Linked DNA regions of Mus musculus: region 1 is linked to region 2. The links are chromatin loops, found by intact Hi-C in ENCODE. Cell type or tissue: gastrocnemius. All regions are shown on one strand. Links, peaks and the distances in the headings refer to the core of each region. The heading gives the core; the rest is flanking DNA.

Region 1 (11,360 bases), core at 1,507-9,506, 530 kb after region 2:
AGAGTGATGCATGGAAAACTATATTGACATAAAAGGGAAACACCCTGGTTCTTTTGTTAACGAATCTCGTGTGAAGCTTCTTGACTTTGGAGAATGGAGAATTCCAACACTGTTTTTGTCAAAGGATTTTCTCCTTTCTCAGATGTGAGCTTGCAGTTTACTGAAAATATCACTATAAACACCACTGAATATTAAGACTTTTCTGAACACTAGTGGGTCCTGATTTAAAGGTGATCTCATCTGTGTCACCTCATGACTAGCCTTCACAAAGAAACAACAACAAAAACTCATTAGCACTCTTTCCAGATAAGACTTGAGAGGTACCAAGGTGGTATACATGGCTAATGCTAAGCCATCTCATTGTCAAAAACTCCTTGAGAAGTGAATGCCTATACTTAGGGTTTATACAGTTTATAGATTTTCCAAGTAGCTTCATAATAACATGTCCTGCAATTCTCTCTTATGTCAAATCCTTATTTTCCTGAATAAGGTACCTAAAAATATCTATGAACATTGCAGGTTATTGTGAACGACAGTTTAGAACTTCCTCTGTTCCTACTATCACTAAAGATAATGAAGAATTTATAAAAGAATGAATCCTTCCATCTTTGCCTATCTTTTGATTTTGACATACAATAATGCCACTTGAGACCCAAGTCACAATGATTGTTCAAGGATGGAGCCATAATTCTTGTTTGGGTTAAGAGAAACACACATACACACAAACTCACAACTTATATTCAAAATCTCTCCCCTTTTTAACTATTGCATCATTAGTATTTATAGAAAAGATCCAAAAAGCAAGCATATAATATAAACTTAGTGTTAAATCCAAGAAAATAAGAATGTGCTGGAAAGTCCTTCTCTTGCGATGTAAACCCCAAGGCTCATGTTAGAAATTATTAATTTACTGAAAAGAATCACAGTGTAAAGATGTACATGCTTTTTAAATACTTCATGCTTGATTCAGTTGACCAAATTGCTAAAAGAGTAGATCTCTCTTTTTAATAACTTTTGATTGAATCTTGGTGAGTTTCCCATTATGCCACCCAGTTCCTCTCATTCCCCATTCCGTCATCTCCACCTTCTGCCCTTGCAACCTCTCTCTGTTGCTGCAATATAAAACACATACATAAACAAATAAACAAAGGTAAACAAAAAAAAGCATAGCAACCATCTCATTGTGGAAGCTGTCTTGTCACAGTCTGTCCCACAGTATACTCCTTGGTCAACACATCTTCTTTTGTAAATTTCATTGCAATGAGTCATTAGTTATATTCAAGCCTCTGGCTTCTATGACACCATCAATACAGGATCCTCCCAGGACTCCTCCAGGTTGTCCTGTTGTTGTCCCGTGTCATGGAGGTCCTGCAGCTTTAAATCAGCAGGACTGGCCCTTTCACTTTCCCCACAATTCACAGATGGTGTAGATTTGGGGGTGGACCAACTCAAAATCCTGAATCTGAGCCCTGGTGGGAGCAAAGCTGCTCAGCCTGCTGGCTCTAAGATGTAGATTCCTACTGCACTCCTTCTTCTGTCCGAAATTTGTAAATGCATAGACAATGCATAAGCTATAAAATAATAATTAAGTCCCTAAGTGTATGGCCAGAAGGCTCAAAATCCCCTCAGACCTCATTGCGACTATGCACAAAGCATATGCTATTCAGATTAAGGCTATAGGATATAAGTGCATTTCAGTGAATGCAGTAGAGATGCAGTTTTCTTTGTCTGGCCCCTCTTCTTAAGCCCATTACTATAAGCAGAACTGAAGCAGCCACTCTTTCTAAGGCTGAGCATGGCTCTTTGAAGATAGGAATGGGTTCTTGACAATGAATCATGAGCTATAGATCTCAGAGTTACTGTACAAATACAGGTTATGATTTTAGCCACAATTCTCTGGGTATAAAGTCTTCACAATTTCTTATCATCTAAGTAACTGAGCTTGGGAAAGAAAATGAAAGTTTATAGAAAAGGGCCACATTTGTTCATGAGAACCAGTTGCCTAGTTCTTTATAAATTGATGGTGTGAGCATAAATCTATTAATATTTTTATTATATTCATGTATGCACACACATATGCATTTATATGTAATATTGCAAAATGTATGGACCTAATATTTTACATTAGAATTCTAAAGGCTACATAAATAAGGTGACTTTTAGGTAGACCTGACATTTTATGTTTTATGTTCTATCTATAACTGTAATGTGGTTTGCCTAGATGCATTTATTTTGTATGGATTTCGTTTTTTTCTGTTTTGTTTCATATCTGGCCTACCTTTTTGAACAAAGTTGCTAGTAACGTTTTTTTTTTGAAAAAATATTCATATTTTATATTTATATTCTGATTGAAGAGTTCAAGAAGTTGCAGCTGTCATCTTGAACAAAGACAGTAAAGAGAGAACTACAGCATTTGACTGAAAAGAATTGTGGAAAGCTACAGTAAACCAAACCAAACCCCCCAAAAAAAAAAATCCAGCATCCTATTGACACCAAAACAGACATAGCAACAATTGAAATAGAATGCAAATACTTGATATATATAAATATATAATTTTCAAACTTATTTTTTAAAGAATCATTTTTATTTATGTGTGTATCTGCATTTTAGTGTATGATTGTATATGTGAGTGGCTGCTACAGCTAAAAGAGGTACAGATCTCTGAGTGGTCAACTACGGCAGTTGTGAGTTATTCCACATGGGTGTTGGGAACCAAACTGGTCACAGGCAAGAGTAGAAATTATTTTAATTTCTGAGCTATCTCCCTGGCTCTACCAACCAATTTCTGACAAGCTATCACTAACACATACTGGACAAAGTATATTCTTCTTAGTGCATGTTGCTAGAAGTACTGTGTATCTGCATACTGAAGAAACTATACTTCCATCTTCCACAATTTAATACACACACACACACATATGCATTATATTATATGTGTTATATTATATGTATATATATATATATATAATTTTAATGTGAGATCTGAGAACATGAACTTACATTTAAAAAAATATTTGAAGAAATGCTTCAGAGCACTAGAGAGGACACCTTTCTTGGATTAGATTCTCAGAGCATGAGAACCACTGGCAGACATCTGAACAGAACTGCTTCAAACTGAAAGGCTCCTGCTTAGCAAATGGAATATCCACGAGACTGCAGAAACAGCCCACAGAATAGCTCTATAGCTAGCAAGGGGCAAATTACAAATTTTTAGGGACTGTAAAAACCCTGAGTACTAGCAGCTCAAACTAAGGAACAAACAAAATCATTGAAAATAAGCATTTCCAAAGGAAAACATGCATCAAATGATTAGCAAAGATGAGAAAGTTTTTAAAATCATTAGCTATCAAGGGAATCCAAATCATAGCCCCAGTGAGATTCTTACTATGTTGTTAAAGGACAAATCTGCACGGGTAAAGTAACAACAGTTGGCAAGGACATAGACAATTGGAAACAGTTGTATACTGTATACTGACATATATATTAGGGTACATATTATGGAAGACAGTGTGGAGAGTCCTCAAAATACTTAACTCTAATATGTGCAACCAGTACATGAAGAGCCAGAATGGAGTTATAGTCATCAGAGTATTGTTTCTCATTGGTAACAAATGGAAATGACCCATTGTGTCCATCAATGATGAATGGATGATGTGATGTCATCATAAGGCACAGACATGCACACACACACACACACACACACACACACACACACATGAGAGAGAGAGAGAGAGAGAGAGAGAGAGAGAGAGAGAGAGAGAGAGAGAGAGAGAGAATACTCAGCCATAGAAAAGTAGGATTTGCTGTCATTGTAACAACATGGATAGAGTTATATGTCTTTTGAATGTTATCATTGCAAAGAAATGATAAATACTTGAGATGATATACATTTTAAGCTGATTTAAATAATATGCAATGTTATTGAAACACAACATGTCACCCTTTATCCTGTAATTTTTGTTTAATATATATTAGATGAATTTAATTTCATTTTAACTTGAAAATTATAGAAAATTCCAGCATTCACAACTCTTTATGCATTTACTGTCAAAAATGTCTAAATTATTAAATTTGCAAGTTTATCTTCTTGTCTATTGCTGTTCTCTAATCATCTATTTACAAACATTTGTGTGTGGATATTCATGATTTTAGCCTTTCCACTTGATACATAATATAAAAACATTCAGATTAATAACATCCCCTGATGAAAAAAGAACATAGCTTATATGAATCCTGTGTAAGTAGAAAAGACCTTTCCCAGTTTTGATACTTTCCTCAACTTTTTCTTGTGTTCCCCCTTTTCTGTCCTTCTAGCCTTGCGAGATCTGTAATCTTGCAATATCTTCCTGCTCAACCATTTTCTTCAGTAGTCAAAATCACCAGGAGCCATTGGAGGAATGCTATTATAAGCTACTCTGACTTCCATTCCTAGATTTCATGGATAAGAATGGCAAGATAACTGCACACACAGAGTCATATATACATGCACATGTTGTGCACACACATACACGTGTGTGTGTTTACTATCTTGTATTTAGTCACATATATCTTCATAATTCTAAAATAGAGCTCAAACCTCTTCCATTGTACAGATAATGTTCAAGATCATGTTTGATATCTCGAAAGTGCCCCTATGTCTACCTTATAACAGGTTAATTACTTCTTTTAAAATATGTTTTGGTTTTTTTTTTTGCTCCTTTTTCAAGTGGCCTGGACACACCTGTAGTGAACTAGTGCTTATCCCTGAACTGCATCCCGAGTTCCTCTGCTTCAGTCTTTATTCCTTCTCATTCATACACACTTTTAATTTGAACACTGTCTGCAAATAAACAGTCATGAACTCATGCTAGAAGGCCTTGCAGGTAAGCATCTAAGTTGTTATGGGTGACAAAGAAGAGAAGTCAGGCAAAGAACTGCCAGTACCTTACCTCTTCGGACACCCAGAACTAGACTGAATTAAAGACCATGCATCTCATAGATGACAAACATACTCCTTAATCGAGATCTAAGGAAATCAGGGAATTTAAGCAGGGAATTTCAAAACACCCAGAAACCTGTGATTGTATTTCCAGTGCTTTTTAAACTGTTCGCAAATCATTTTGTTAGGGAAAGCTAGGAGTTTGCAATTTTCAATGTATTAATCACACAGTCTCATATACATAGCGCCACCTGCTGGTTACTCTGCATATCTACTTCAAGCATCTGAAGGTGGACTATTCAGAAGGTTGTGGCCGTTCTTTCTGAGTTCAATGGTCCACCTCTCCATTTCTAAACGATCTTTACAGGAATGCACCTGTGTCAATATTTGCTGGCAATACAATACTTTTAAATGAAAATGTATACTTTTTATTCATTGCTTTGCATCTTAATCCACCTTTCAGAACCTAAACTAACGTTAGTGAAAAATGTAGTCAGCTTAATATAGACACACTGTGAATGGCTAATTGATTTTCAGAAGACCTGAGACCTGATTACTTTAACCATTTTGTGGTTTGTAATTTATGATACTGTTGTCGTTGTACCAGTCTTAGTAGCTGGTCTCAGTCCAGAGGAGAGTAGGGACTGCCGAAGTGTGGCTTCTTTCATCCTCACAGCAAACAATGCTGAGAGATATTTGCTGTCAGTGTTCTCATCTTAAAAATAAATTTATTGATTCAAGTCTGGTAAGTAGAAGGGAATTGAGGGCTACTTTAAAATTAAACTGGTCATCTTTAATGGCTGATCATGAAATTAATATGTCATCATCAAAAATTTGCAAAATATTTTATCCCTCTTATAGTCAATTTAATTATGATTGTGCATTTACTTCTAAAGGGAAAGAAAACACACACGAAAATCATTTAAAAACAGAAAATGATCCAATTAGATTGTATAGTTGTATTATAGCACATAGTACCAAATACTCCTAAAAGAAAAAAATATTCTAGACATTTAAAAAAGTTTCATGTATTATAAAATATGTTTGGAAAGTCGAAAATATATGATGACAATATATCTGCTGTTACTTATTACAAATATGAAAGGTATTTTCAAATAGAGTTGAATGATCACATTATAAAGCAACACTAATATTCTTTAAAATATATTTCAAGGATCATGTGATTTATAGGAAAGATAAACTAACCCATGTTTTGAATAGGCTGTCATTTAAATACTGAACGCTGTCCCCTACTGTGTATCCACTTACACTGAATTTAGAGACACAGACTTAAGGAAGATGAGAACCCAGATTCGTTTCACCATGCTCCCCTGGAAAGCACATCTTAAGATGGATTCCAATTTATAGTAACCATATGTGCTTCTCTTTCTAGGACAGCTAGAATATCATATTGTTATATATTTTTAATAAAGATGACCAAAGCAATTTATAACTGATATGAACCACACACACACACATACACACAGAGTGCCATTCTTCTTTAGATGTGATCAATTGATATCTGAACAACATAATTACACAATTATTTTTAATTAAGTCATTTTACAATGATTGTCTTTTAGAAAATAATATACAGCAAGTATGACTTCAGATCTTGAATTTTTAATATGTTTCAGAAATTCTCATTCTTACAGTGATGCTAAAGACAGTCAGATTGAGATCGAACAAAATCTTACCCTTTCACTTTATTTTGCAATCTCACCAATGCTGTTTACTGTTTATTTAAAGTGACAATCATTTTCCTCTTAACATCGAGGTATTTTTGTAATAATTGTTACAAAATATAAAATCCTTATATCATTTCATTTTATGCTGTAAGGTGTCAGAAAAGATTCAGAACACAGTATGGTAATGAATTTGGAAACATAGACAAGCTTTGTCTAGATGCTACTATGCCTGTCTACTTGAGGCCTTTTTAAAAATAAAATGGCTCTAATGCTCTATAGAGAGCTCAACAGGCTATACATTTTAGATTCCAATATTATTAGCATATAAAATAGAGTTCATGAGAAGATTTGTCTTCTCCTGAACATAAATGTATACATTTTATAACAATACTACTGTGCAATTTCCATAGCTCAGTAATCTTTTTTTCAAACAAATGTCTCAGCAGGTAAAGGTTCGTGTATCTTCCCAACTGAATTTGAAACCCAGAAACTCACATAATGATGGAAAGAGGGGACTCACTCCACAAAGTTGTCCTTTGACCTCCATATATGTTCCACATCAAGTGTCTGTGTTCATGCACACACAAACACACATATAAACTTATACACACAAATATTAGAAATATCAGGACAGCCATTAGCACAAGATCTGTATCATACCATTATTTCTTCTAGTTAATTCTCTTCTATTTGCTTAGGTCAAGATTTAATGTTTAATATTAACCATCAAGGAAATGTGAATCCAAATGACTGAGATTCCATCTTAAACCTGTCAGAATGGCTAAGATCAAAAACACTAGTGAGAACTCATGCTGGCAAGAATGTGGAGTAAAGGAAACACTTCTAAATTGCTGGTGGGAATGCAAACTGTACTGCCACTTTGAAAATCAATATGGTTTCTCAAAAAATTAGGAATCAGTTTACCTGAAGACCCAGCTGTATCACTGCTGGGCCCAACCCAAAAGATGTTCCAACCTACCACAAAGACACTTGCTCATCTATGTTCATAAACATTTCTATTCACAATAGTCTGAAACTGGAAACAACTTAGATGCCCCTCAACTGAAGAATGGAGAAAGAAATTGTGGTACATTTATAAAATAGAGCATAACTCAGCTGTTAAAAACGATGACCTCATGATATTTGCAGGCAGTTGGAAGGAAGTAGAAAAAAATCATTCTGAGTGAGATAACTCAGACTTAGAAAGAAATCAGTGTTTACTTATTCATAAGTGTATATTAAATGTAAAGGAAAATAAACTCAGACTACAGTTCACAGACCCAAAGATCTAAACTGGCAAGGAGGGTTCGAGGGAGATTGCATGGATCTCTCTACAATGGGCGATTAAATAGATATTGCAGGTGGGCTAGAGGCAGATAGGAACAGGAACAGGAGGGATCAGGTGAGGATACGACAGAGGGAGAGAGTACTGACACAACTGGAGAGGGGAGCAATTTAGGGGCCATGTAGAAATCTTGTGCAAGGAAACTCTAACGCATCTGTTATGGGGAGTGCAGCTAAGTCTCCTAGCAGTGCAGGATGTGGAACTTGAACAGTTCATCTTCTATAACCAAGCAAGGCTATCAGTGGAGAGATTGGAACACCATTCCAGCCCCAAAGCCTTTTCTACAATGTGTCTTTCTAGCATGATGTGCTGGGGTAAAGGTGGCACACAGTAATGGGAGTGGCTAAGGAATGACTGGTCAAGATTGAGACTTATGTCATGAGGAGAAGCCCACCTCTCACACTGTCGGGAGGACCAGGAACCAGAGGAAGGATGCCCCCGAGACCTAGCATAGGACCAAACTGGACTGGAAAAAAAAAAGCAATGGAATGATACCTAATGATATTCTGCTAAAGTCATAGATTGATGCCTGACCTAATGTTATCAGAGGCTTCATCCATCAACTGATTGAAACAAATGAACAGAGCCACAGCCAAACATTAGGCAGAACTCAGGGGACCATGTTAAAGAGGAAGAAGACTGTAGGATTTAGAGGGGTCAAGGACAACAGAGGAAAATCCACATAATACACAAACTTGGACTTTTGGGGGATCAAAGAGAGAACTGACAATCAAGGAGCCTGGGTGCCTCTAACCTAGGTTCTCTGCAAATATGTTACAGTTGGATAGCTTCATGTTTCTGGGAGAATCCTAATATTCTCTTCTTTAATTGAGTACATCACTAGTTTCATTTTCAAATGTCCAATTGAAACATTTATATATGCTGTAAGTTTAAATATACCACAGTAGAGTTCCAAGGAGACATTTTATAAGGAATAATCATGGGAACTGGAATCACAAATATTTGCATTGATTCCAATTATTCTTAATTGTTTTGACACAGTCCTGTGCATCTCAGCTCTTCTGTCTGGAGTATATTCATAATAACAGCAACTATTTTCTCACTAGGCTTTTTTGAGATACCATAAGACTTTTGATGACAAGGTCTTTTAAAGACAAAACACATTTAATAAACACAAATCAGATAAATGGCTAGTTTAAGTTTATAGCAGTGATGCCATGGGTCAGAGTCTCTCTATTGCTCCCATTTCCTGCTCTGTGCAACAGAATGTGTACGATACTGCCTTGGCCTCGTTCTATCCCTGTAAAGTTATTATGTTCTGAAGAAGTAGATTAGCTTATGTACACAGGATTTCAATACAATGGAAGCATACCTGTATCCAGTAAAGAATCTACTATCATTACTCACCAGTGAGAAATCCTCCCTTGTGAACTTACTTTTCCTCCTTGGATAATACTTTGAGCATTCCCTCACAGAGAAGATAGTCTGTTTAGGCTGCATTTTGAATGAAGGGTAAGATTTTGCAGTCATGGAGAATGACAGTAGCTGCCACAACTTTTTTTTTTTGTCCAGGATAAAAACACACTTGTGCATTATCTTGATTCTGCAGTGACCAGAATCTGTGCTATTCGTGTGCCGATGAACACTCAGGAACTTCCAATGCCTGGCATGGTGATAGGATCACTTTTGGCTAGATTACATATAGTTGTCATGTGTGACTTTTCAAGAAGACCTGAAGGTTATTTTTTATATAAATGTGTTTTTTTTTGAGGGGCCACATTACTAGAGCAAGCATGTTTTCCATGCTACTTTGTCATTGTAAAGTTCAGAGTCATTGTAAATTTTAGCAAAATCTCTAATGTAAACTTTGTTACATTCTGTCTAAGGCTATTCTAAAGTAAGATTACAGAATTTTTTTTATATGCTATGGCATACCAGACACCACGTTGTTCCTGAGTGGAACACTGTATTATGCCCAACTCTGCATTTTTCCTCTATCTAAGACTTTTTGGCAGATACATAATGCGAATATATTTTTCTTTCTCTTCATAGTATGACAAACTAAGCAAGAGTAGATTAAAGAATCATTTAAATATGGGGTTTGTTTTATGTCAGCAAAAGCAATTCTTATTTGCCACAATTGCCCAAATCTTTGTTAAATAACATTATAGAAAACATTCACAATGTTATTAGAAATATCACATTCAAGAATTAAAGTAATCCTCATACCTCCCCTACACCCTGCTTTGAATTACATAAGCTGGTTGGTTTATCATTAACATGAATTGCTACTCCAAGTTCTTTAGCTAAGCAGTGGGAGCAGTTCCTCATCTTGCTTTCACTGAACTGCAAACACAGCCAAAAGTTAATCTTACAAGGTTCCTATGCCAACAAAAGATAGCCAAATGTTATGGGTTCTGCAAGAGAAACAAAAATAACATTCAAAAGTGGGGTGAGTAGCTACAGTTTGTCTCAACCAGATACATGACATTATGAGGAAAGAAAGAGTAATGTTATACCTGTGGAAATAGAGCTACCTGCTGGAATGGAATGAACTTAGACTTTGACATCAGGATTAACTGAGGTAAAATGTCACCTATGCACACTTGGCTGCAGAGTCTGAGAAAGCTATTACAAACTCAAGGTAAAGACCTTGATACCTACTTTATGAATGGCACACTTATAATGGGAATGGGAAAGGTATTTTGGATGTTTAGTGCTAACTGACAACTTGATAGAATATAGAATCAGCTGGGAGATCAGCTGCTAGACAGTTGTGCCAAATTGTCTTGAGTACATTAACTGTTATGGAAGCCCTATCTTGATTGGCAGTGGGTGGGACTGTTCCCACATCCAGCTGGGAATCCTGGCCTGAAGGCAGCATACACTCATCCTTCCTGTTTCCTGACTAATGATGTGCTCTGACTAGCTGCAGTGTTTCTAGTCGCTAATGCCTTGTTTTCTCTATCATATGTTAAGGCTTAAAGAAACTTGGGACAAGTCTCATTCAGTACCTGTGGGTCCTCACAGCACTCTCACCACAGGCCCTACCCTATCCTTGCCCTCAAAGGGTCTGGGTTTCGGCTTTCGTGTCTCCAGCCAGATTCATATATAACTCAGCCATTTTAGCTAAGCCATTCTCTTGGCCTGGGCCCCCTCTTTGGTCTGCAGCTCCTCTTGCTGTCACTTCCCCTCTCTGCTCTCCTAGTCTGCTGGATTCTTCCCTCTGCCTGCTTTCTCTCTTACATCTACAGTAAAAATCTGCTCCATACTATAGGAGTAACTGCTGTGCTCTCTGGTCGAGTCAACTGGACAAGCCGAAAGGCTTAAAAGTCACTCATGAGGCAAAAGAGTTTCAAGGAAGCTCTCCTCCTGGAGTCTAGTGTTCTCTACCCATACGTTAATTTTTCATTCCCAAGTTCCATTACCGCGCTAGTCTAGAGTATG
Region 2 (11,360 bases), core at 1,886-9,885:
AGTCTCTGATTTCCAGGCTAGTGAACGGAGAATTATGGATAGAATTTCCCAGCATCCGGTTGTAGCAACAACAGGTAAACATGGAGACACAGCCTCACCTTACTTACTTTTATTCCTCCATGATTAGACAGATACGTTTTGAGCAACTAGTCTGGAACAGTGTGAAAAACATCGACAATATATGCATTTTAAAACTTCAGTGTGGATGGCAGACATTGCTGATCATTATTTAAATGTACCACCTATACAAGTTCAGGAAAAGCTGGCAAGGTATTACTTAATATTTATTTGACTTTGGATGACAAACATTTTGCAGGTTTTTGTTTTATTTCTCCATTAACAAATAGTTTCTTTGGTTGAAAGTGTGGTCTGATCATACCTGTTCCGAGAAACATGACATCATACTGCCCGTCTTCAGCGACCACGTGATCCACCACTATCTGCGTCAGTCTGTAATCCACGTTGATTCTCTTGAAGGTCGGTGCTCCTGCCACTGGGTACACGGACTTATACATCACAGGGTGCCGCCTTATGAAACTGATAACATCGTCTGGAAAGTCTCGGGTGGACTTAATCAGTGGGTCATAGGTTTTGCTTGGACACTGAAAAGAAAGGTGCACAGGAATAAACACGCTACCTACACACCAGAAAGGTTCGTGCCATGGATAAGACTAAGCAGATGACAGAGCAGTGAGGAACTCTGATGTGTGGTGAGAGCAGCTCCAATAGAGTTAAATCTATGCTTCTTCTCCAAAACATTCAAAATTATGTGACTTTACCTGAATTTTCCAAGATTTCTCGAGTGTAATGTTTCTTTCTTAAAAATATTATTGTTTTAAATAAAGATTTTTTTTTTTAAATCAAGCAAGATGGTACATCCATTTAATTACAAAACAGGGCCAGGGCAGGAGGACCCAGTTTTAGAGGCTACCCAAACAAATGCAGAGTTCAAAGTCAGCCTATGTTCCAGAACGAAAACAAATTGCATTACCACCCACAACCCAAAAGTTTCTAATGATGATACTGGAAGCTTAAATTGATGAAGCTGTCATGAAAATGATCTTTAAGCCCCTGAATGTATAGAAAGCTTTTATTTTCAATAATAAAAAAATAGGATTCCTTTCCAATTTTCCTGTTTATTAAAAATTAAAAGGATCAAGTCGACACGTCATAAAATTAGCTCCAAAAGAGCTTTAAGTGCTTGAGGTTGTAATTATACACTTCTGCTACAGCTACTCTGAAAATTAGGCCATGCCCCAACCTGCAGCCTTTCCCCTGAGCCTAGGCTCTGAGAAGGCACCTCAGGTCCTGTCTCATTTCTGCCTAGAACTGCTTCCTGGGAGCGGGTATTAAAGAAAGAGCTAGCATCAACTGCCCTCTGGTGGTCAGACATAAAAGCACAAGTTGATATGCACCGAGTTTATGACACTTATCTAAAATAAAGGAATGACATTACAATTTGAATATTTTACAAGGTATATATACTCTTTCATATAATGTTTCATTTATGTTTCAAAAGCGGCATCCTAGGAAGTTGTCTTTAATAAAAGGTAACATCACATTTTAATTCTTCTTAGACAAATGACTCGAATAAAACTTATACTTAATCATTACAAGTATATGAAATAAAATTTATGACATCAGATAAAACCTATATTAAAGTTCTTTTGATAGTATCGAAATAAAATAAAAACAAAAGCTAAAAACAAATCAAAGTTTTCTAAAAAGTGATAACACAAAATGAAGTTTCCACTGAACAAAGGCATTTTAATTAGGGACTAATTAGATTCATGCCAGAGCTTCAGGGTCTTCCCCTCAGGGGTCAAAGGTGCATTGTTAGCTGAAGATCCTGGGGTAAACAGCTATCCCTCCAGATTGCATGTCAATACAACCATAACGATCCATTTTAAAGGAGAATGTCCACCAAAGAGGTTACACAAACAATTTTAAAGACTTGATAGTCATCTTTTAACTAATTTGAGAATATTTATCTTTACAGAAGTCTTGAATGGCTACTATTAAGAAACTGACCCTTTCCCAATGTCAATTTTTTTTCCTGTTTCATTTTGTTTTGTTTTTTTGTTTTGTTTTGTTTTGTTTTGTTTTTGGGTTGTTTGTTTGTTTGTTTGTTTTGTTTGTCCTAGGTCTGTGTGAAGGAGAATAGAAATGTCCTACATCATTAGCTTGTTTGGTATTCATTTAGCATCTCTATCACTGAAGGCTGGCAAAGTCTGTGTGTCTATCCCTGTTTTGTGCATTTGCCTCATCCACAGAGAGTCAGTCAGCTTAATAGAGGAAGGAGCCTGTTGTTAAGTGTACTGAAATGTATATCAACGTAGATCACACTGCGCTCTTTCCCAAGTCTAGTCTGTACATTGGAGACTTACTCAAAGGCATTCCCAGAAGGCACATGTCTCAGAACGTCGTCAGGTCAGTCTGATTGATTTAACACTAAAAGCAAGATTTTGACTGTATGATATGTTGGAAAGAGTCCTTTGAGTTAATAATTTTTTAAAAAAATAGAAATGAAACAACAACAACAAAAATCCTCAGACTTTGTAGCTGTAGTTACACAGTAATCAGAATTTCAAAATTCAGAAATTCATGAGTCAAGCCACAGTTTTTTTGTTATGAAATTTAAAAACACATGTTCCCCTGGAAGCAAGTGCTACTAAATAAGATATAATAAGCATTTAGCAAACCTGCAGCTGCCAACTATCCTCACAGCTTGCTCCTCACAGAAAAGGATAAAAACTAAGAGATAACAAGAGAGGGCAAAGAGAAATCTGGTTTCTATTGACAGGTACAGGAAGACTTTTGGAAATACATTTTCTTCTTATGGCAGCTTTCCCTGTGGCATGTGGCCAGTGTTCTGCTGAGACCTTTGGCCCCTGGTTGCTAGGAGTGATTGCAGACCCTCACCGTTATGATCACACAAGTGAAATTGGTTTAGGAGTGTTACTCCCCGAGGTTGAAGGTAGGACAGTATGAACCCATTAGTGTTGTTTTAGTACATTCAATCCAGTGTGTGTTTGGTTTGGTGTTATACAACTCACAACTACACAGGTCCAGCAACTATTCAGGCAAAATAGGAATGAAAGTCCCATGAAGGGGAAACAAAAAAGATAAAGAAATACACCATCAAGGAAAAGCCGATTTGGTTATTAATTTTCCTTCAAGGATCTCACCGAAGCTGTATGCCCTAGGTGGTAGTGTGGGTATGTGTATATTCTTTGAAATTTGTGACTATTTTCATAATTCCTCTTAATAGCCCACCCTCCATAGCATCCCCTGTTTCTTCCTGGGGTTTCCTAGCATTTATCTGGCTCCTATGAAAAGAAGGAATTCTGGCTCATTAACTGTGTTTTCCTTACTCCTCTTAAAACCTCTTACAACAGCTTAAACTTTGAGAGAATACAAAATTTGAACAGAGAACTTTCGGTCAGACTTTAAACCGCCAACACATTGCAGGATATATGGCAAAAGCTTAAGACAAAAGAGATGAGGCCTAGACAAACTCTGAGATGCCAGGGTGCAGCTCACAGCAGCTGGCCTGCTGTCTGAGTCAGACAGCTGGAGTTAGCCAGGTGTGATTCTGTTCTGTTTGGCAGGTCTGGCTGGGTGGTTGTGCAGAACCTTCAGGGGGGCAGCGGGAAGCAATGGATAAGGAGAGAAGAAAAGTGGGTTTTGATCCAGTGAGAGAACCTTGCCATGGCAAGGCACCAGGCAGCTGTGAAAAGCTTATCTGCCCCATGCGGGTGCTGCTTTCTTTTTTCTCCTTGTCACAATTTCCTTACACAAATCAGAGCAATGGCTAACGTGAAGGAAGGCATGGTGCAAGAGGAAAAGACCAAACCAGCTCTCCTATTGGGCCAGACTGAGAAATGAAGCAGAAAAGTTTATGTGTTTTGTGTAAAGGTTATCTGATTCTTATTATTATTTGAAAATGCAGATTTTCTAAAGTGAATCTTATCCCCCTTAGTCATCGAGGCAACAGCCTGAGATAAATTTTGCAAAGAAAGACATTGTATTGGATATTAAAGATGTAGAGGAGGGATTTGCCCAAATATGTAGCCATTAGGGCATGACAAACTATACAAAAGTTAATTTAATGAATTTAAATGTTTTAAGTGTTACCCCACTTTTCTTCGGATTGCATTCTCTTGCAGGAATTTCTCTAACAGATCAATCAAAATACAATTAGACATAGCGAGTAGCTTGAGAATTGGGAATCCCAGTTTAGAAACTAAAGTTGTGCTGATATCCAGTGAACAATGGTCGTGATGGCTGTTTTGTGAAAATCCTCAGCACCGTCAGGTTTTAGAAATTGTGTTTCTTGAAGTATAGCTCCGCTGAAAACTTTCCACCCAAGGAATTCACAGAACTCTCAGTTATTCAGCACTTATAATTGAGCAGTGTCTGCCTGGCAGAGGGAGAAGATAGAATCATTGACAGTATCCATGACTCCTTTCAGCGTCCACCAATAAAACAGAGGGTTAGTTAGAATAATCATGTGCTTTGATAATTGAATATGAAGCAGGACAAGTTGACAGTAACAACAGTAGACATTCCTAAAGAAATTGTATGGGAATTAGCATTTTTACAAAATCTGAAAACTGGGGCAAACTAGTTTAAGGGTAGTGAATCATGTTTCCTATACATCCACATTATGAAAGCTCTTTTCAGCTTTTGACAGAAGAATGATTTAAAGCAGAAATCCATCAAGCACTGTGCAATGCAAATTATTAAAATGCCTTATTAGGATGGGGAGGATAACTTAATCTGTAAAGTGCTTGCTACAGAAACAGAGGGATCTGACTTTCAATCCCTCATAGCACATAAAACAAAACAAAACAAAACAAAACAAAACAAAACAAAACAAAACAAAAAACAGCTATGTGTGAACATGACTGTAACCATGTTCTGGCGCAATGGAGGCAGAGGAGGGGGTTCGCTAGCAAGTTACCACATACTCTTGCCAAATTGGTGAACTCCATATTCACCCAGAAACTCTGTCTCCAAAATAATAACATACCAGGAACAATAGAGGAGGATACTGGATGCCAATCTCAGACTTTCAGACTCACATTCACACATGTGCACATATAACACATACAAAATAAACACAGCACACACAGGTGAGCACACACAGGTGAGCACACACATGCACATATGTGCACACACACAAAGCCCTTGTCAATATAGAATACCTGTAAAATATACTTGTTTATTTACAAAATCTGTATTAAGTTATTTATAATAAATTAATTATTAAAATCAAAATACTTCTTTTCAAACCCTCCTTAGAATGAGGTGTTTTTTTAGACTATTAGCTTTCTCCAATTTGGTTTCCATGTCTGATTTGTACCTTTCTTTCTTTCTTCCTTCCTTTCTCTCTCTCTCTCTCTCTCTCTCTCTCTCTCTCTCTCTCTCTCTCTCTCTTTCTCTCTCTCTCTCTCTCCCTTCCTTCCTTCCTTCCTTTTCTTTTCTTTTTTTCTTTCTTCTTCTTCTTCTTTTTTTTTTCTCAATTGGAACTTCACAGCACTAAACCAAACAGGACAGTAAAGATTCTAAAAATTCATCTAAAGAAAACCTGTTTGTTCAGTTGCTCATTTCAGACACCAGAGGGCAGAAGAGTCACCAAGGTAAAATAACTGTGAGTGTGCGGAGTTCCTAACATAGAGCACTGTGGACCAGGAGTTGAGATTTGGCATTGGTACATTAAACGAAAACCAAGAAAATTAAGTAAGGTGGGAGTGACTCCATGCCAGTAAATACTTAACTGAGGTCCATACTAGAATATCAATTCAGAGTTCAATTATAAAAGTAATATGGATGCAGAAAATATAAAAGCAAAGGCTGTAGCCGATGTATAGAAAACAAACCCTGTGTTTAGCAAATCTCATTCAAGTTAGAAATATTTCGCTATTTTAGAATAAAAATGTCAAGTGTTATGGGCTACAACACTTCATTATACTTATATAGAGGCTAGACCAGGCCATAATGATACAGTTCATGATTGTAATAGCAGAAGTTGTTGTTGCTGCTGTTGTTGTTACTTAGAAAGTAGCACGATACATGCAGTTCTTTATGTAACTTAAGTCTAACTTAATAGAAACCTACCACTTTAAAAGTTATGAGTCCATGAGCACACATGAATGGATGCCCATTGATGTGTTTCTCAAATCCAACTGTGTGAAATAATCAACACTGTGGTGACCTAAGAAAGTATGAAGTATGCTGGGTGGGTTAGCACAGATCTGTCATCCTAGCACTTGGGAGAGAAAGGCAGGAAGGTCAGGAATTCAAGCCATCTTTGAATATATAGTAAGTTTCAGGCTTATTTGGGATGTATAAGACCCTGCTTCAAAACAACAATGACCAAAAACTGTAGTGAGATATCATGTATGTACATTTGAAAATGTTGGAGCCATAAGGTATATTGAGATATAACTTTGAATAAATGTTTTGAATTGGAGGAAAAAGAAAATAACTGTAATTTTGTACTTTTAATAAACACAGATATGTGTGGCAGGAGATGATATAAAATAAATAAAACTAACTTTGTGTAGGTTATGCAGGAATATATTTACCAGGGAAACATTAAGAAAGACATAAAAATTATATCAAAGAACGAGAAAAAGAGTGATCATAAACTCTACCGGGCAGCACCACACTTTCATTCTGCTGGTTGGGTAATATGAGAGTGGGTGTGCGATTTAATCATTCTGGACACCAGTTTCCTCCAGTGTAATAAGGGGGTGAGTTATGATGTCTTTATCACTCATTCCAATTCTTACATTCTCAAATTTTACAAGAGTAGTCACTTGATAGTCTGTGAAACTTAATTTCACTGATTTTATGAATGTGTTGACTTAAAGTGGTAAAGTTCACTTAGTACAAGAACTTGCACAACAGAGGGACAGAAGCCTCGCTGCAGTTTCTTTTACTTACATTATAACTAGAAAGCAATGTAACAATTAAATAGTGGTATGTAGTCATTTTGATAATTTTGTGTTCAATTAGTGAGTGTGACAAAATTCAGTGAGCATGTCTTTGTATTAAAATTATTTATTGCAATTAATGTAGATTGCCCCAGTCCCAAATCCTTCCACTTATAATTCTTAAATGACTGGGGGGAAGGAGGACTGCAATGGCTTGAATTCAGGTCAGTACCTAAAAGTGGTATCATTCCTACGTTTATTGCAGTAGTATTCAAAGTAGCAAAGATATGTATCCTGATTGACAGATGGATAATAATACACACATGAACACACACACCTCTGGAATGCTATTAGCCAAAAAGGGGAAAGTAGTTCTACAATATGTAGCATGAAAAAGCTTTTAGGATGACCTTGAGTAAGCAGGCTATTCCCAGAAAGTTTGTCACTTACTTACTATATAAGGTACTGAGGTACAATTCATAGAACCAAAGAACAATAAAGTGGCTATCAAGGCATAGGTAGAAGAGAATAAAGAGAGTTGGGGAAAAACTATGGGAACAACTTTTCAGGCAAGAAGTATGAGCTCTGCATGCCTGTTGTACAACGATTACCCTGTGCTGCATGGTATTGTTTTGCAACCATAAAAATTTAATAAGCCATAGTCAGATTCCTTGTTCTGTTCATAATAAAAATGAGAGAAATTAAAATGTGACTGTTAAAAAATTGTAATATTTGAAAAAATTATTTCCACAGGTGATAATGTTTTAAGATTTAATTATTGTGCTTAAAAGGATGGACCATCAAGACTACCATATCTGGGGATCCATCCCATAATCAGCCACCAAACGCAGACACCATTGCATACACTAGCAAGATTTTGCTGAAAGGACCCTGATATAGCTGTCTCTTGTGAGACTATGTCGGGGCCTAGCAAACACAGAAATGGATGCTCACAGTAAGCTATTGGACGGATCACAGGGCCCCCAATGGAGGAGCTAGAGAAAGTAACTAAGGAGCTAAAGGGGTCTGCAACCCTATTAAAAAAATAAAAAAAATAAAAAAAAACCCACAAAAATATCTCTAACTTGTAAGCCAGCTTTCCTAAGAACAGATAAACCTTTAAGCCCCACCTTCTCAAGGACAGGTAACTTCCTGAAATGCTCCAGGCTGTTCATATAAGATAACATACCACATGTTTTCACTTCTATAAATAACGTGGATTGCCCCCAACTGCCCACGATGTGCATGATCACATGTAGGATGGAGGTACACAGGCACAAAGCATATCAGGATGAATACTTGCCTTGGATTGGACAAATATGGGAAGTATGCAGTATTTTGGTGTTTCTCTTTATAAGCACTGAATTAACGTAATTCAGGGCCATTCTCTGGAAATCCTGGTATGGACCTATTAGGTGTCCATCATCCCAGACAATATTGAGTAAAACTTGCTTCAAACTTAGCTAAAAAGTTGTGGTAGTAATCTTATTCTTCCAAGATGGAATTAACAGATACAGTTAGCCTACAGCAGTACAAGGCCACCCTGGAATACATAAGGACTGGACCTCCAGACTAACCTAAGCATTAGTGTAGCTATTTTGATGGAAGTAGCTCATTAGGACATTCCCACCTGAAGGAAGGATTTTGGCCCATACAATGCAGGAAGCTCATAAAACTTATCAAGCTGTAGGAGCTCTGATGACTTAGCTGATCCATAAAGCCCCTCTCAGGGTTCAGTCAGCAGGAAAGAATTACTGGCCAAGAGAAGACTTAAGAAAAGCTACCTGCAAGTTTTCCCTGGAGCTCCAGAAATGTGGCTTTTTTAGTCATCACCATAAGGTGTGGCTGTCCATTAGTCACCCCAGCTCCTGAAAGTAACCTCTCACTCACGGAAGTGACACTACCAAACCTCCCTGATTCTGGAAGCTAGATGTAGATGTAAAAATTTCTGTGGTCTCTCAATGGGCTATCTCTGGTGCTTTCTCATTTTCTCCAGAAAGTTCTTGCAATGTTGGATTACATTAGACTAATTGGAAAGATTAAGGCCCTCTTTACAAAGACAAAACAGTAAGTAATATAAATATGTAGATATCCTTAAAAATAGTAAATATCTAATAATAAGACAGAACATCCCAGAAACAAATTTATATTGAGAAATAATGAGAGGAAAATACAAATAGTTGTAAAATAATACAAGTTTAATTATGCTATGTAACAGGAACCCAGGAAGAGAAGAAAGTTCTAGAACCAATTATTTTCCCTCTAAGAATAAACACGAAAAGTAAATACCAAGTACAATATATATCAATTGCAAACTTCATTTGATATTATTTTTAAATTTCATGGTGGAAATATTTAGAATAATATCTAAATAGATATACAGGACACTAACCTCCTTGATATTAAGTTTTGAAGAACCTTTCATTTACCATGCATATACAGAGGTGTGCACTTCAGGTATTTTTGTGCATCTATATGTGTGTGCATGTCTGCGTTCACATGTTTATCTGTGCTTCATCATGTGAAGGCCAGTATCAATGTGGTGTCTTCTTCGATTGTTGTATGTCTTATTTTGGAAGACAGTACCTCTCACTGATCCTGAAGCTCAGGCATTTGGATGGATTGGTTGGACAGAAAGCCCAAGAGATCTTCCTATCTCTTCCTCCACAGTGGGATCACGGGCATGCACTACAGCACCCACTGTGGGATCACGGGTGTGCACTTCAGCATCCAGCTTTTTATTCGATTTCTAGGCATCTAAACACTGGTCCTTCTGATTGCACAGCTACATGAAGCATCTCCCAAGCTCCTGCTTTGTTTTTTGGTTTTTTATTTTTAAGCAAATGCATAAATTCTAAAAAAAACATTCTACTTTTAATCATCTATCTTTAAATATGGTTTGTACCATTTGAAAATAATTTTGGACTAAGTCTTCCTCCTCTTCCTCATCTACTTTTTCCTTCTACTTGTAGCTCCCCTTTCATGCTAGTAAAGGGGCTGGTCTCAAGTTCAAAGTCTTACTACATGCCTCAGATTACTGTGCCCACGAGTATATGCCATCAACCTGTCTTGAACTAGAGGTTATTAAGAATTTCTTCCACTTTAAGGATAGTATATTATCTCAAATCTCAGCATAATAAAGGAAGACATATGCATATCAAGAAAATTGATCATTTAAATGAACCATTTTAAAGAATCAAGTCTTAAAAAAAAAGAGCCAGACACTAAGACACTTTAGAGATGTATGGAAGATATACACAGACATGTATGAACAAAACAATTTCTCAGTTGGCATTTTCATCCAATCTGTAAAATTTGCATTAAATACAACTAAATTGATATATCTGAGTTACATTTGTAATGCATCACAACATAGTCCAGTGTGTTCTTTAGTACTTAAAATTATCATTCAACATTCTTTAACTTCATTTGAATAATGGAAATACTAACATAGCACCATAAACAGATAATTGTTTCAAAATCAACAGCACATGTGGCTTTAAAAGTATCATAGTTGGTAATAATAGAATTAGGAATTGGATATGGAATTAGAAAAATACTTCAGGTTTTAGCTGGGTACATACCGTTCCAGGTCGGGGGTAAGGTATCCTTCCATCATATTGCACCCAGCGATGGTCAGCACTTTCCTTATGAGCATAGGGACCATTAAAGACTGCTCGGATATCAGCCATGCTGTACACACAGACAGCAGAGCCTTTGAAGATGGAGCTGAAAGAGAGGAAGATGACCCATTCATTCTCCTGCTGAACACATATCTGTACCTAAGAGATGTGTGGAAAATGTATCGCATACTGTTGTTGACAGGCACTGCAGAAATATGTGTTTGTGTCTTGAACGAGCTTATAGGCAAGTAATCCTGACTGACATGATGATGGTAACTACCTTACAGGTAGGGAAGGGAAGCCTACATCGGAAACGGGCTGCCAAATGGATTATCAGGAATCACCATGGAACAGGTAATGTCCACATTGACACCGAATTTTTAGTAGGAAACATTTGGTACAGTGGTTCTCAACCTTCTCAATGCCGTGACCGTTTAATATAGTTCTTCATGTGGTGGTGACACTCAACCATAAAATTATTTTTATTGCTACATCATAACTAATTTTTTTAGTTATTCATTATAATGTAAATATCTGATATGTAGAATATCTAATATGTGACCCCTGCGAGAGGGTCCTTTGACTCCCAAAGATATCATGACCCTCAGGTTAGGTAACATTGATCTAGAAAAACTATATTGTAGAAATGATTAGATATGATTCTTACTCACATATTGTTAATTTTGAAATCATTATACTTATAAAGCACTTAAATATAAAATTTACATTATGTTTAAAATATTTGGATACAAGAAAAACAGGATCATTTATCTGTCTTTTGAAATGTTTTATT

Evidence for each region. Peaks named below come from ENCODE experiments on the same cell type or tissue, not always from the same donor. Only the 100,000 strongest peaks of a DNase experiment are listed, where the experiment ranks them.
Region 1: it touches region 2 in a loop (4-fold over the local background); 18 of 42 quality-filtered maps call a loop at or near these places.

What each region holds. Positions count from the first base shown.
Region 1 is chr5:12,024,026-12,035,385 of GRCm38, reverse strand. No RefSeq gene overlaps it. Among named protein-coding and RNA genes, the nearest start is that of 4933402N22Rik, 110 kb to the right of the region's middle. In gastrocnemius, for the core only: a CTCF peak has its summit at 5,169 (motif pointing left); a DNase peak (open chromatin) is centred at 5,172.
Region 2 is chr5:12,552,391-12,563,750 of GRCm38, reverse strand. Sema3d (sema domain, immunoglobulin domain (Ig), short basic domain, secreted, (semaphorin) 3D) reads right to left here. Exons shown (of 18, transcript NM_028882.4): 11 at 10,529-10,673; 12 at 380-602. Among named protein-coding and RNA genes, the nearest start is that of Sema3d, 170 kb to the right of the region's middle. In gastrocnemius, for the core only: a CTCF peak has its summit at 5,625 (motif pointing right); a DNase peak (open chromatin) is centred at 2,853.